Linked DNA regions of Homo sapiens: region 2 is linked to region 1. A link is a loop called in an ENCODE intact Hi-C map of the cell type or tissue named here. Cell type or tissue: natural killer cell. All regions are shown on one strand. Region 1 overlaps PUM1 (pumilio RNA binding family member 1). Region 2 has its middle 40 kb from the start of LINC01778.

Region 1 (8,000 bases):
ACTGTGGTCCTTTACTGTTTATATGGAAAGATTGATAATTAAGCAAAAGATAGCAGACACAGCTGAGGTATGTAGAATGCTCCCTGAGCTCACAGAAAAGAAAAGGGGCTTCCAGAGAAGAAGCACCTCTCAAGTTTTCTGGAATGTAGGACTTCTTGAAATGATCAGCCCAGGGAAGGAAGAACAGAAAGGAATGCTTGGAGAAGTGACTCAGAGCATAGGTCGGAGAGCCTGAGGGATGAGGCTGGTGTGGCGGGCGTGCCTTGAGAGCACAGTGGGGAGAAACCTGATTCGTGGAGGAGCCACACAGTTTGGGCTCAGCTATCTGTGCTGTCCTTTGTTAGCCATTCAACCTTGGCTGAGTGACTTAACTACTCTGTGCCTTCATGTTTTCTGTCAGTAAGATGGGGATAATCACACCAGCTCATGATGTTCATCATTTCTCTTCTTGTCATTGATTAGCTTTCTGTGATCCACTGTGACCTGGAGAGACAGGGTCAAGTGGTGAGCTCAGGATTCTGGTGACCCGAAATAACCCCCACTGCTCAGGAGAGCCTGGATGCCGTGCATGGGGCCAGAGGGGCCTGTGCTCATGCTTGCAGGGAAGCACTGTGCAGCTGGCGGGTAGTGGGCAGTGTATTTTCCCAGCTAGGATGCACTTTCTCCATGTGTTGTCCTGGGAGTGGCCCATGGCCACCCAGCCTCCAGGGTCCTCAGGCCCTGTGGCACCACTCAGGGTAGGAGCTCCTCTCCTCATCTGATGGGTTGCCAAAGTGCTAGAAGTCAGGGGACTGGGCTGAGCCAGTGAAAGGTATTGCTGTAGGGGTGTGTGTGTGTGTGTGTGTGTGTGTGTGTGTGTGTGTGTGTGTGTATGTGTGTGTGATGCATGACATGCAAATGCATGTCCGGGAAGCCTGCCCCCAAGTCTCATCTCAGGCCATGTAACACAGACTGTCTTTCCTCCCCAGATCCGGCCCCACATCGCAACTCTTCGTAAGTACACCTATGGCAAGCACATTCTGGCCAAGCTGGAGAAGTACTACATGAAGAACGGTGTTGACTTAGGGCCCATCTGTGGCCCCCCTAATGGTATCATCTGAGGCAGTGTCACCCGCTGTTCCCTCATTCCCGCTGACCTCACTGGCCCACTGGCAAATCCAACCAGCAACCAGAAATGTTCTAGTGTAGAGTCTGAGACGGGCAAGTGGTTGCTCCAGGATTACTCCCTCCTCCAAAAAAGGAATCAAATCCACGAGTGGAAAAGCCTTTGTAAATTTAATTTTATTACACATAACATGTACTATTTTTTTTAATTGACTAATTGCCCTGCTGTTTTACTGGTGTATAGGATACTTGTACATAGGTAACCAATGTACATGGGAGGCCACATATTTTGTTCACTGTTGTATCTATATTTCACATGTGGAAACTTTCAGGGTGGTTGGTTTAACAAAAAAAAAAAGCTTTAAAAAAAAAAGAAAAAAAGGAAAAGGTTTTTAGCTCATTTGCCTGGCCGGCAAGTTTTGCAAATAGCTCTTCCCCACCTCCTCATTTTAGTAAAAAACAAACAAAAACAAAAAAACCTGAGAAGTTTGAATTGTAGTTAAATGACCCCAAACTGGCATTTAACACTGTTTATAAAAAATATATATATATATATATATATATATAATGAAAAAGGTTTCAGAGTTGCTAAAGCTTCAGTTTGTGACATTAAGTTTATGAAATTCTAAAAAATGCCTTTTTTGGAGACTATATTATGCTGAAGAAGGCTGTTCGTGAGGAGGAGATGCGAGCACCCAGAACGTCTTTTGAGGCTGGGCGGGTGTGATTGTTTACTGCCTACTGGATTTTTTTCTATTAACATTGAAAGGTAAAATCTGATTATTTAGCATGAGAAAAAAAAATCCAACTCTGCTTTTGGTCTTGCTTCTATAAATATATAGTGTATACTTGGTGTAGACTTTGCATATATACAAATTTGTAGTATTTTCTTGTTTTGATGTCTAATCTGTATCTATAATGTACCCTAGTAGTCGAACATACTTTTGATTGTACAATTGTACATTTGTATACCTGTAATGTAAATGTGGAGAAGTTTGAATCAACATAAACACGTTTTTTGGTAAGAAAAGAGAATTAGCCAGCCCTGTGCATTCAGTGTATATTCTCACCTTTTATGGTCGTAGCATATAGTGTTGTATATTGTAAATTGTAATTTCAACCAGAAGTAAATTTTTTTCTTTTGAAGGAATAAATGTTCTTTATACAGCCTAGTTAATGTTTAAAAAGAAAAAAATAGCTTGGTTTTATTTGTCATCTAGTCTCAAGTATAGCGAGATTCTTTCTAAATGTTATTCAAGATTGAGTTCTCACTAGTGTTTTTTTAATCCTAAAAAAGTAATGTTTTGATTTTGTGACAGTCAAAAGGACGTGCAAAAGTCTAGCCTTGCCCGAGCTTTCCTTACAATCAGAGCCCCTCTCACCTTGTAAAGTGTGAATCGCCCTTCCCTTTTGTACAGAAGATGAACTGTATTTTGCATTTTGTCTACTTGTAAGTGAATGTAACATACTGTCAATTTTCCTTGTTTGAATATAGAATTGTAACACTACACGGTGTACATTTCCAGAGCCTTGTGTATATTTCCAATGAACTTTTTTGCAAGCACACTTGTAACCATATGTGTATAATTAACAAACCTGTGTATGCTTATGCCTGGGCAACTATTTTTTGTAACTCTTGTGTAGATTGTCTCTAAACAATGTGTGATCTTTATTTTGAAAAATACAGAACTTTGGAATCTGGGTTTGTGCTTTATTTTAACCTCTCCCCCCACCCCACCCCCAGTGTAGTTCCCCAGGACAGCCCTTTCCTGCTCATGCTTCTTTCTGCTTGTTTTGTTGTTTTGTGAGGGTGGGAGGAGAGGTGCCAAACTAATGGCTCTTTGAGCCCAATTTAAACCAAAGATGTTTGGTTCAGCCTGCCCAGTGCATTCAGAATCAAGATACTGCACATACAAATCCAGATTTCCAACTCTGCACATCAGAATATTCTCCTTGGGCCCCTGAGATGAGCTGTCTGGGTTACAGCACCGTCTGTCTGGGCCTCTCCTCCTCCGCGTTTCCTCTGTTTGGGCTGCTCCATTTGCTCCCTGCCAACCTGTGCCCACTACTGAGGCCTGCCAAGCAGTCCAATGTCTGAGCATGCTCATCTCTTCAGACTGGGGAGCCTCTTTTAGCTTGTAACACAGGAGGCTGGAGCTCACAATTGTGCCCGTGGCCCTAGCCTGAGGATGCCATCTGCCCTTCTTCACCGACTTTGCTCCAGGGGCAGATTTGGTAAGTGTTGGCAGTTACAGGCTGGGTCCAGCCAGAGAGGCCAGGTGGAAGCCCACACCAGCTGGTGTCTGGAAGTGGAGCGTCAGGATGGTTGAAGGAACTTCACATGGGCCCCTCAAGGGGAAGGGCTAATCACTAACAGGCCCTGGGAATAGGGGGAGAAGAAAAGGAAGCTGAGGGGATGCAGGTTTCCAGTCCAGCATGTGATTTTGCCTCAGCAGCTGTCGTTGGGGCCCTTTCCCAGCATTCCCCACTGCAGTAGCCATCATGGCGCTTGCAGAGGTGGCATGCTGCGGGCATTGGGAACTGCAGTCCATGCTGCTCTGATAGCATGATTCCAGTCAGATTGACCTGGGGTCACATGTGGGTCTCGCCACTCTGTGTGCACTTGGGCAAGTTAGTTCACCTCATCTTTCACCAAATTCCTTGCTGGAAGTGGACCAAAGGTAACAGATCTATGTAAAGTGGCTCTCTTGTCATGTCATGGGAAATTATGGCAATTAAATTGTGTCCAGCACACTGGTGTAATAAATGATACCAGTTTCCCTGCACAGTTTTTGATGAACAAAACTATCTTTGTTCATTAGTTTACATAATAATGTCATTTGTTGTGAACCGACTCTGCGTCAAGTCACACATGAGATGGTTTTCACATGTTCTCAACAACTGTTCTGGGAACCAACAGCCCTGTGAAGAATGCGGCTGTCCCTATCTCATAGATGTGGAAATAGGTCCTAGGATCTGATGCAAGTCTTTTGATAGACCAACTCTGATCAATAAAGCTTTCCCCTTAGTTCATCATGCGAGGGGGTGGGCATGGGGGCAGACCCCTCCATCTGCAGGATTGGGTTTCATGGAGTGGCCTGGGCTCTGGGCCACCCCCTCTTCTGACCACCATTACTCTGCTACCAAGTCCGTCCCAAGGATTCTATGGCCCGGGCTGTCGTCACACACTGGGTACCGGCATTCTTGGTCTCTCTTCCAGAGTCCCTCCAATGTGCATTCCTCAGTTTATGTAATAACCCTTACCCTCTCACAGTGCTTTACAGTTTACAGAGTACTTTGTATTTGAGATACCATTGGTCCTTGTAGAAAGCTTTAGGGAGTCAGGGAGAGATGTTTCAGCCCTTTATACAGATGAGGAGTTTGAGACTTAAGCCCCGCAGTCAGTAACCAAGTGAGGATTTTATCTGAGGGTTCCTGACTCCCAGCCCAGTGCCCTGTCCATGTCATCCTGCCCTTGCCACCCGCCATTAGCCCCATGAATGGCCATCTTCTCTTTTTGAGGCTCAGAGGGATTGCAGAAGGGTGAGGCCCTGGGGAGTGAGGCATCCTTTTGAGGGAGGAAACCTGTAACTTTATGTAGTTACCATCTGTAGCCACACGAGGGTGCTGCCACCTAAAGCGAGTATTATGGAGGCCTAAGGGTTCAAGGTCAGGGTTGGGATGGCTTTCCCCTGGATTGAAGGGCTCAGGAGTGTAGTCAGGAATCCCACCCAGAGACCAGAGGTCTGGCATCTGCCCTGAAACTAAGCTTTCTCCCTTCTTCACTCCCTCTCCTCCTGCTTCCTCCAGCGTCTGCAGTGCATAGCACTAGGCCCTAACACACACAGGGTGTCAGGGTATGGTGAGTGTGGGGTGAGAGGGTATGGTCACTGACCTGGCTCATGAACCTCAGCTTTGCCTTTGACTATGTAATCTCTGGCAAATCACTGACTTCTCTGGACCGTGGTTTCTCCAGCCATCACCTGGAGTGGTAGACCAGGCCTGTCACTCTCACAGGGCTAGTGTGAGATCACACAGGAAGACACATCACACAGGCAGCCCCTTGCCTCTGTTAATGCAACCCTGGTGCCTCTTTCTGGGGCCACATCCTGGCTTTTGCAGCAAGCTTTCAAACAACGCACACCTCCGAGTCTATTTTAATGACTGAGCTTCAAATCCCAGCTCTGCCTGGCCCTTTGTGACCTTTGTAAGTCATCTGCCTTCCTCTCTTTCCTCAGCTGTAAAATGGAGTTAATAATAGCTTTATTTCACAGGGTATATTGGAAGCCCTTGGCACACACAGGGCTGGGAACACAGTAAGCCATAAATAGGAGTTATCATTACCTCCAATTTTTCCTTGCTATGTTGGGGCCCTTGCAATTTTCACTAGGGTGAAACTGGGTGTTTGACAGGAGCTGGACTAGGTCCAGTCTAGTATACGGACTTCCAGACTGGAATCCAGATTGGGATCTGGAGGTTGAAGTGGGTATTTGACAAGAAATGAACAGGGTCCAGTTGGAGGCCTCAAGTAAGCACATATTTAGAAGGACAGGGCATTGTGTGTTCATCAGAATCTGGGGAGTCTGAAACTCCTCTGTCTGGAGCTCCAGCTAACTTTATGTTTAGAACCTGAAGATTCAGAACCTGTGCCATTCTAGTGAAATGGATGTGCCTCAGGAAGATAACTTACAATTCTAGTGGCCACAATAGGGAAGTTTTACTCTAGATGAAATTATTCATCTATGGGTACATTAAAAAAAGATGATCCTGAGTACTTAAGAAACAATGAGATGCATTGTTCGATGGTACACGGAAGCTTCCCAAAGACAGAATGACTTAAAAAAAAAAAGCCTGTCTAAAGAAATCTTTACAACACACTCATAAAAATTATTTTGAGGCTGGCGTGGTAGCTCATGCCTGTAATCCCAGCACTTTGGAAAGCCGAAGCGGGCGGATCACCTGAGGTCAGGCGTTCAAATCCAGCCTGGCCAACATGATGAAACCTCATCTCTACTAAAAAAAATGCAAAAATTAGCTGGGCGTGGTGGTAGGCGCCTGTAATCCCAGCTACTCAGGAGGCTGAGGCACAAGAATTACTTGAACCCGGGAGGTGGAGGCTGCAGTGAGCCGAGATCGTGCCACTGCATTCCAGCCTGGGTGACAGAGCAAGACTCCATCTCAAAAAAAGAAAAAAAAATTATTTTGAATCTGCATGGCTGTTTGATCTTTTGTCTTTTTCCATCTGAATGCTTGAATATTCTGGACACTATCTTCCTTTAAAAGATCTTCAAATGAGCCAGGAGTATCTGCAACAACTAAATGCAAATCTTGGTCTTGCACACAACTTGGCTATTATAAAAGCAACCGCCTGAGACTAATTGGAAAAAAATTGGATTTCTCCCCTGTCACTTACCTAAAACTTAATCCACAGTCTCAACAAGATTGACTCCCAATACTAAGTAAATATGCTCCAAGACTCCTTTTTGGTGAAAACCTAACAGGCTTTCTGCCTTAGAAATGTTTAAATCTTTAAAATGCAAACTTCGAAGAATGACTCATCAGAATAAAAAAAAAAAGTTTTTAGAAAAGTGGCAGATGAAAGAATCCTGAATGTCTTTTCCAAAAACATTAATGAAAGCCTTTAGCCATCTGAACAGGTAACTTTAACTGTCAAGAACACAATTTGGATCCAGTTAGGGAGTTTTATATTATTGTGACTGACGCATGGCTCAAATTTCAGAACAGAAGCCATGAATCTCTGTTTGTGTCTGTCTGTATGTTTATGTATGTCTATGTTATTCATTTTGTAATTAATTAAATTAATTAATTTTTTGAGACTGAGTCTCTCTCTGCCGCCCAGGCTGGAGTGCAGTGGCACGATCTCAGCTCACTGCAACCTCCACCTGCCTGCTGGGTTCAAGCGATTCTCCTGCTTCAGCCTCCTGAGTAGCTGGGATTACAGGCATGTGCCACCATGCCCGGCTAATTTTTGTATTTTTAGTAGAAACAGGGTTTCTATGTTGGCCAGGCTGGTCTCAAATTCCTGACCTCAAATGATCCACCTGCCTCAGCCTCCCAAATTTCTGGGATTACAAGCGTGAGCCAATGCACCTGGCCTATGTATGTCTATGTTATTTAAATGTAATACTGTTCTATCTCCAGATGGTATTATTAGAAATAATATATATACATATATATACGTATATATGTGTGTGTATATATATACACATATATACGTATATATGTGTGTGTATATATATATACACATATATATGTATATATATATGTGTGTGTGTGTGTGTGTGTGTGTATATATATATATATGAGTCTCACTCTGTCACCCAGGCTGAATGCAGTGGTACAAATCTTGGCTTACTGCAACCTCCACCTCCCAGGCTCAAGCAATTCTCATGCCTCAGCCTCCTGAGTAGCTGGGATTACAGACATGTGCCACCACACCTGGATAATTTTTTTATTCCTAGTAGAGACAGGGTTTCTCTATGTTTTTTGTTTGTTTTGTTTTGTTTTTTGTTTGTTTGTTGTTTTTGAGATGGAGTCTGTCTCTGTCGCCCAGTGCTGGAGTGCAGTGATGAGATCTCAGCTCACTGCAGCCTTCTGCCTCCTGGGTTCCAGCAATTCTCCTAACTCAGGCTCCCAAAGTGCTGGGATTACAGGCATGCACCACCACACCTGGCTAATTTTTGTATTTTTAGTAGAGACGGGGTTTCACCATGTTGGACAGGCTGGTCTCAAACTCCTGACCTCAGGTAATCCAACAACTTCAACCTCTCAAAGTGCCAGGATTACAGGTGCAAGCCACCACACCTGGCCAGAAATAATTTATAATTATCTTTTTCCCTACTAAAAGAAAATATTAAAAGAGCTCTTAATACTTA
Region 2 (8,000 bases), 66 kb after region 1:
GAGGCAGGAGAATCACTTGAACCCCGGAGTCAGAGGTTGTGGTGAGCCCAGATTGCGTCACTGCACTCCAGTCTGGGTGACAGAGTGAGAACCTGTCTCAAGAAAAAAAAAAGAAAGAAATTTCTTCTTAATATGTGATAGGCAGGGTGCTGTTGGCCCTGGGAGTGGGTTGGAGCCCGAGGCCTATGGCTTTGGTACACCATCCTACCCATCCCTCCCTCCTTCCAATGAAGTTTCTGTGCCTGGCTCTGTGCTTGGAACTGGGAGCCGAGGGGTCCCCACAACAGCCCCGACCCCTCTCCCTAGAGCATGTACAGTCTATCCGGGAGATAGCTGATAACCAGAGTCTTGTGACTGTGTGATGACACTGGTCTGTGGTGGTGGCGGTGGTTGTGGGAGGGGGGGGGTCATTCTTTCTCAGCTGCCACCTCCAAGCCCCACCAAGATTGCCCCTCACTGCTAGGCAGTTCAGGGACAGAGCCCTGGTGCCCGGGGCCTCACTGTGGGACCTCAGACAGTTTGACTCCTTGGAGCCTCAGTCTGCACAGCTATAAAATGGGGTGAAGGGGCCAGACCTGCCACTGGGAGGTCCTCACAGGAGTGGGCCAGTTAGACACCTGCTATGATGTGAGGGGTTGGTTTACCAAGATTCAAAGCCAAGCATGAGTGGCTGTTCACTCAGGAAGCTTCAGAAGGCAATGCCCCATCTTCTGAGTGCTGTCAGCCCGCCGTCTCCCTCCTACCCTTCTCCCCTTCTCTCTTGAGTTCTAGTGATGTGATTTTATTTTCAGCTTGGAGGAGTAGAAAGAGCATGGTCTTGAAGTCAAGCAGACTCTTTGCTCTACCTCTCTGAGCCTCGATTTCCTTGAAGGCAAATGAGGACAATAAGGTTGGTATTTGGAGGCATGAAGCATGGCATACATGCCCATCTGTAGCTGGATTTCTATTCTTCTCTTTGCAGCACCTACGTTTTACCAGGCAAACCTTTATTCAAATCCTAGCTCTGTCAGTGACTAGCTATGTGACCTTGGGTGAACAATTCAAACTCAGTGCTCAGTTTCCTCACTTGTAAAATGGGGGCAATACTAGTACTGGCCTCATATGCATAGTGCTTAGAACTATGGCAGGCATAGAGTAGGTGCTGTACAAATGTGGGCAATTATTACTGCTGTTGTTGTATTGTTATTACTGTTATTCTTATTTGCAGGGCCCAGCACACTGCCTATTGATTGAACAAGTGATACTGAGCTTGGGTAGAAATCAAACTATCAGGGTCAGCTCTAGTATGAACTATGACTTAGGCTTGTTAGAGCCAAGGGCAGAGCCTGGAAACCATGTATTTGGGCACAGATAGGCTGGGCACTGCTGGAAGTTGGAGCACTTCCCTCTGGGCCCCCTCACCCAAGATATGAGCAACAGAATCAAGAGGGAAGGAGGAAGAATAGCTGATTGTTTCCTGCAGCCCAAGAGGTCACAGCCACCCAGCCCAAGCTTCCCTGAGAACAGAGTGTGCTCAGCTTCCAGGGCCGCCCACCCTGCCTCTGCCGGCCTGAGGGTGGGCTCAGAGCACGAGGATCTAGGTTTATCACCACCAGATAACCAGTAGGGATGAGAGAGGGCAGACAGCAAGAGGAATAGGGTGAGGCACTATGCCAGGTACCAGGTATCATGTTAGCTCATTTAAGCCCCAGGTCTGGTCTCTTGGCCTGTTGTTGCAAATGGAGCAACTGAGGCTCAAACAGCAGAATCCCAAAGCCCTAGAGCAATTGGAAGGTGCGGTGGGATTCTGCTGTCTCCTCCCTACCAAGAGCTAGCTGTGAGGGTGGGCAGGTTACTAAGCTTCTCTGAACCTCAGTTATATCACCAGAACAACAGGAGCACTAGGAGTTTGAAAGCCTCTAACGAAGCATTAACACACAACCTTTGTGGGATGCCTTCCAATTATCGTCGTTCATTCATAGACATTATCTTATTTAATTCTTGGAGACAATTATTACCCCCATTTTATCATAAACAATGTGTTTACAATAAACACATTGGCCTTATCAGCAAAATCCACACTGTGGGATACTCTATAGGAAAAACAATCCAGTTTTTTTTCAACACATAAATTATAAGGAAGACAAAAAAAAGAGAGAGATGGAGAATTTATAGATAAGCTTAAATGAAATGTTAACTAATCAATGTGGGAACCTGATTCAGATCCTGATTCGAACAAATTATATTTTTAAAATGCTCCAGTTATGAGGCAAGTGGAAATTGAACTCTGAGTGAATGAGTAAAAACATAAATATATATATTTTTATATATATATTTTCTCTTTTTTTGAGACAGGGTCTCATTCTGTCGCCCAGGCTGGAGTGCAGTGGTCTGATCATGGCTCACGGCAGCCTCGAGCTCCCCGGGCTCAGGTGATCCTCTTACCTCAGTCTCCCAAATAGCTGGGACTACAGGTGCTCGCCACCATATCCGACTAATTTTCATATTTTTTGTAGAGACATAGTTTTGCCATGTTGTCCAGGCTGGTCTCAAACTCCTGGGCTCAAGTGACCGAGTGAATATTTGTTATTAAGGATTCATTGTCAATGCTCTTAGATGTGATAAGGGCCCTGTAGTTATGGTTTTTTTTTTTTTTTTAAATGAATCCTTACCTTTTAGAGATACAGACTGAAATATTTGTAGATGAAGTGACAGGGTGTCTGGAATTGACTTCAAAATAATATGGGGAGGAGTGGGTGAGGGAATGGAGGAAATAAGTTGGGGCTTGAGTTGATCGTTATAGACGCTGAGTGATGGGCACATAGGGGCTTCATTATATTATTCTATCTACTCTAAGTTTACATTTTAAATTCTCCATAATAAAGTGCTTTAAAAGAAAAGAAAGCGGCCGGGTGCAGTGGCTCACGCCTGTAATCCCAGCACTTTGGGAGGCTGAGGCAGGCAGATCACGAGGTCAGGAGATCAAGACCATCCTGGCTAACACAGTGAAACCCAGTCTCTACTAAAAATACAAAAAAATTAGCCAGGCAAGGTGGCGGGCACCTGTAGTCTCTGCTACTCTGGAGGCTGAGGCAGGAGAATGGCGTGAACCTGGGAGGCAGAGGTTGCAGTGAGCTGAGGTTGTGCCACTGCACTCCAGCCTGGGCGACACAGCGAGTCTCCATCTCAAAAAAAAAAATAAAATAAAATAAAATAAAATAATAAAAAAAAGTAAAAGAAAGCAATTCCCAGAGGGGCCTGAGGTTGCACCCCCAGGAAATGCAGAGCTGGCTCCCCTGCTGCAAGTCTAGGGCCCTGGCCACTCGCCCAACCCCTGCCTGTGAACTCCCGCAATGCCCTATTTTCCTCGGCTCTACGTCATCCACTTCCAAGTGGTCAGTGCCTTCATGGACCCTGTTCCCTCCCGTTTTATGAAAACTGACTCTTATGAATGGCTCTGTTGAAATAATTTGCATGAAATTGTCATGACTGACGCGTGGCTTTAGCTATTTCCCTCCTCCAGAGGTGTTTGTCCATTGCCAGAGAAAGTAGCAAAAGCAGCCCTTCCCAAGTGAGCCATGTGTTTCAGCTCATGAAGCACTGTTCAGGAAGTCCTTGGTCTTGCTTGCCATTCACATCAGTCCTGGGAGATGGGCTGGCTGGGGATTACTCCTCCCACCTTGGAGGACATTAGGTTTGTTCATCACCATCCCCTACCCTCACTGCCCACCCCTGCCCATTTTCAAGGCTCTGGCCAAGTCTAGACCTTTATCTTGTCTTGCTGGAAATATTGAAATAGTCTTACCGGCATGCTGTAAGGAAAGGGCATGGGTTTGGGGGCATACAGGTGTCATTCACAGTTAGCCACAGCTAGTTCTTCTTAGGTCATCCTGGGGAAGCCCCTTCACCTCCTCCCCACCCCCCAAGCCTTGGCTTCCTCTTCTGTGTCATTTGCACAGTGATGATCGCTGCAGAGATTTGTGAGGACCCAAAAAGTGGGCAGACCTAAGTGTCCAGCACAATGACACACAGCAGGTGCACAGCACTAAAAATGAAGATACCAAAGATACTGCAGTACAGACATGCGTCACCTAATGACGGGGATGTGTTCTGAGGAACATGTTGTTAGACGATTTCACCTCGTGAACATCATAGAGTGTCCTTACACAAACCAAGGTGGGACAGCCTGCTGCACACCCAGGCTATACGGTACAGCCCATTGCTCCTAGGTTACAAAGCTGCACAGCATGCTACTCTACTGAACACTGTGGCAACTGTAACACAATGGCAAGTATTTATGTATCTAAACATATCCAAACCTAGAAAAAATGCAAGAGGCTGGGCGCAGGGGCTCATGCCTATAATCCCAGCACTTTGGGAGGCTGAGGTGGGAGAATTGCTTGAGACCAGGAGTTTGAGACCAGCCTGGGCAATATAGTGAGCCTCTCTATATATAAAAATAAAATAAAGAAAAATTAGCTGTGTGTGGTGGTATATTTCTGTAGTCCCAGCAACTCAGGAGGCTGAGGCAGGAAAATTACTTTTGAGCCTAGGAGGTTGAGGCTGCAGTGAGCCATGATTACACCACTGCACTCCAGCCTGGGTGACAAAGTGGGACCCTGTCTCTAAAAATAAATAAATAAAAGGAACAATAAAATATTCTATAAAAGATTAAAAAATGATGCATGTGTATATGGCATTTGCCATGGTTGGAGCTAGCAGGACTGTCAGTGCACACTGCATACATTACATTTATACAATGTTTTTCTTCAATAATAATTAGCTTACTATAACTTTTTCAAAGTTTTATAAACTTTTTAATTTTTAAAAACTTTTTAGGCCAGGTGCAGTGGCTCACACCTGTAATCCCAGCACTTTGGGAGGCTGAGGCGGGTGGATCCTGAGGTCAGGAGATTGAGACCATCCTGGCTAACACTGTGAAACCCCGTCTCTACTAAAAATACAAAAATTGGCCGGGTGCAGTGGCTCACACCGGTAATCCCAGCACTTTTGGAGGCCGAGGTGGGCGGATCACGAGGTCAGGAGATTGAGACCATACTGGCTAACACGGTGAAACCCTGTCTCTACTAAAAATACAAAAAATTAGCCAGGCATGGTGGCAGGTGCCTGTAGTCCCAGCTACTCGGGAGGCTGAGGCAGGAGAATGGCGTGAACCCGGGAGGCAGAGCTTGCAGTGAGCCGAGATCGTGCCACTGCACTCCAACCTGGGCGACAGAGTGAGACTCTCTCTCAAAAAAAAAACAACAAAGAACAAAACAAAACAAAAACCCAAACTACCTTTTTGACTCATGTAATAACACGTAGCTTAAAGCACATTGCAGGCCGGGTGTGTTGCCTCGGGCCTGTAATCCCAGTACTGTGGGAGGCCGAGATGGGCAGATCACCTGAGGTCAGGAGTTCGAGACCAGCCTGAGCAACATGGCTACTACTCTACTCTACCATCTCTACTAAAAATACAAAAATTAGCCAGGCGTGTTGGTGCGCACCTGTATTATTGAAGTAAAACATTGAGGCAAGAGAATCGCTGGAACCCGGGACGTGGAGGTTGCAGTGAGCCAAGATCGTACCACTGCAATCCAGCCTGGGCGACAGAGTGAGAATCCATCTCAAAAAAAAAAAAAAATTGCATAGCTCTACAAAACATTTTATGTCCTTATTCTAGCTATTTTTTAATTTGTATTTTTGCTTTTTAAACTTCTTTTGTTACAAACTAAGACACAACCACGCACATTAGCCTAGGCCTCCACGGTGTCAGGTTCGTCAGTATCACTGTCTTCTACCTCCAGATCTTGTCCCACTGGAAGGTCTTCAGGGGCAATAGCATGCACGGAGCTGTCATCTCCTGTGGTAACAGTGCCTTCTTCTGGATACCTCCTGAAGAACCTGCCTGAGGCTGTCTTACGGTTAACTTTTTTAATAAGTAGAAGGAGTACACTCTGAAATAGTGATAAAAAGTATAATATAGTAAATAAGCCAGTAACATAGTCATTTATTATCATTATCAAGTATTATGTGCTGTACATAATCATATGTACTAGACTTTTTTTTTTTTTTTTTGGGACGGAGTCTCACTCAATTGCCCAGGCTGGAGTGCAGTGGCATGATCTCAGCTCACTGCAACCTTCGCCTCCTGGGTTCAAGCAATTCTTCTGCCTCAGCCTCTCAAGTAGCTGGGATTACAGGCACACGCCACCACACCTGGCTAATTTTGTATTTTTAGTAGAGATGGGGTTTCACCATGTTGGCCAGGCTGGTCTTGAACTCCTGGCCTCAAATGATCTGCCCTCCTCGGCCTCCCAAAGTGCTGGGATTACAGGCATGAGCCACCACACCCAGCCCTGTGCTAGACTTTTATACAATGGTCTGTGCAGTAGGTTTGTTCACACCAGTGTATGCTGTTACCAGGTGGCAGGAGTTTTTCAGCTCCCTTATAATCTTATGAGATCACCTCTGTATATGTGATCTGTGGTTGACTGAAACATTGTTATGTGGAGCATGACTGTAATAATAACAGCAGAAGACACATGTGTTGGACTTACCGTGTGCCAGGCATGCTCTAAGCACTTTTTAATAGTGTGAGGCCTTTAGAACAGTGCCTGGCATGTGGTAAGCACTACAGGAGTGTTTATTAAATAAAATTATTGTACATGTAGTAGCTTATTTAATCTTTACTAAAACCCTGAGAAGCAGTAGGTACTCATTACTCTCATGTTTACAGATGAGGAAACTGAAGCATGGAGACTCCCAGAATGCCGAGAATGTAGGGAGACAACTGTACAGTCAACCTTGACCTCTCCTCCACTTTCTCCTGGCAAATTCCTACGGATCCTTCAAACCCCTACTCCAACATCACCTGCTCTGGGAGCTCCCAGTCATTGGCCAGGATGAACTCTTAGACCTGGACAACAGGAAGAAGAAGGGAAAGAAGGGGGTGAGGGAGGCTGGCAGGGTGGGAAACGCAGGGGTGAGAGAATAGAGAAGGATGCAGGCCTTCCGGAGAAACCCTGAGTTGGATCATGGGAAGTGCATGACGGGAAGTCCTTGGTCCTTCTTCCCAGCAGAGGTGCCTCTGTCTTGTGGCTTGTCCTGCAAAGTCCAGCTGAGCCTCCAGCTTCCTTGAGGTTGGCTCTGTGGCATGCAAGTGAAGAGCTCCACTCCGGAGCCAAATTGCCCTGGTTTGACTCCTGACTCTTCTGCTTACTGGCTAGGTGATCCCAGGCAAGTTTTTTGACCCCTTTTACCTGGCTGCTTCTGGAAATAGAATGGGGATAATCATAGTACCCACCTCATAGAATTGCCATGAGGTTTCATCATTAATTCAAGGTACATAGAAAGTACTCAGTAAATACTGACCTGGATGATCGAAGTCATCTTGGATTATTGGTGAAGGTGCCGTCTCTTTTCTCTGAATTCCTGTTGTGCTTAAGCCTAAACCGCACAATTCAACCCAACACAAGTGACCGTAACAATGACCTTTTATGAGGTATTTACTAGCGGGCAGGCTGTATGCCTGGTCCTTTTTACGCAGTGTCATAGAGATCACCGTAACTCCATGAGGCACATACTAGTAATATGTGCATTTTACAGGTGAGAAAATAGAGGCCCCTTTGAAAGGTTAAAACTGTGTATAAACTTATAGAGCCAGTACGTGGCAGAATGAGGATTTGAATCCAGGCAATCTGACCCCGGAGCCCATGTGATTCTTTCTAGTTTGTTAGTCTCCCAATACTGATGGATACCTACGGTATGCCAGACACCATGCTAGGTGCCAGGGAAATAAAAGACACACAGTCCTGGCCCTCAGGGAACTCACAGCCTGGCATGGGGAACACAGATGTGGAGTCAGATACCTGAGAACATTGATAACGTTGAAGGGGGAGGGCTGGATCTGATGTCTGCATTGATCTGCTAGAGGCTATGTTTTATTTAATCATATTCTAACAATTATTGGGCATATGGTCGACACAATAAATAATGCTCTCTCTTCTCAAAGATAAGAC

What was found. A loop is a pair of places that touch in the nucleus more often than their neighbours do. Peaks named below come from ENCODE experiments on the same cell type or tissue, not always from the same donor. Only the 100,000 strongest peaks of a DNase experiment are listed, where the experiment ranks them.
Region 2: a loop joins it to region 1, with 4 times the contacts of the local background. A loop is called at or near these places in 5 of 110 quality-filtered maps.

Annotation. Positions count from the first base shown.
Region 1 is chr1:30,926,311-30,934,310 of GRCh38, reverse strand. PUM1 (pumilio RNA binding family member 1) reads left to right here. Exons shown (of 22, transcript NM_001020658.2): 22 at 969-2,805. The coding sequence ends at 1,100. Among named protein-coding and RNA genes, the nearest start is that of SNORD103A, 5.5 kb to the left of the region's middle. In natural killer cell, CTCF peaks have their summits at 4,535 and 4,735 (motif pointing right); DNase peaks (open chromatin) are centred at 4,720 and 5,120; H3K27ac peaks cover 1,063 bases.
Region 2 is chr1:30,860,297-30,868,296 of GRCh38, reverse strand. No RefSeq gene overlaps it. Among named protein-coding and RNA genes, the nearest start is that of LINC01778, 40 kb to the right of the region's middle. In natural killer cell, no CTCF peak of the experiment used is centred here; no DNase peak of the experiment used is centred here; H3K27me3 peaks cover 2,350 bases.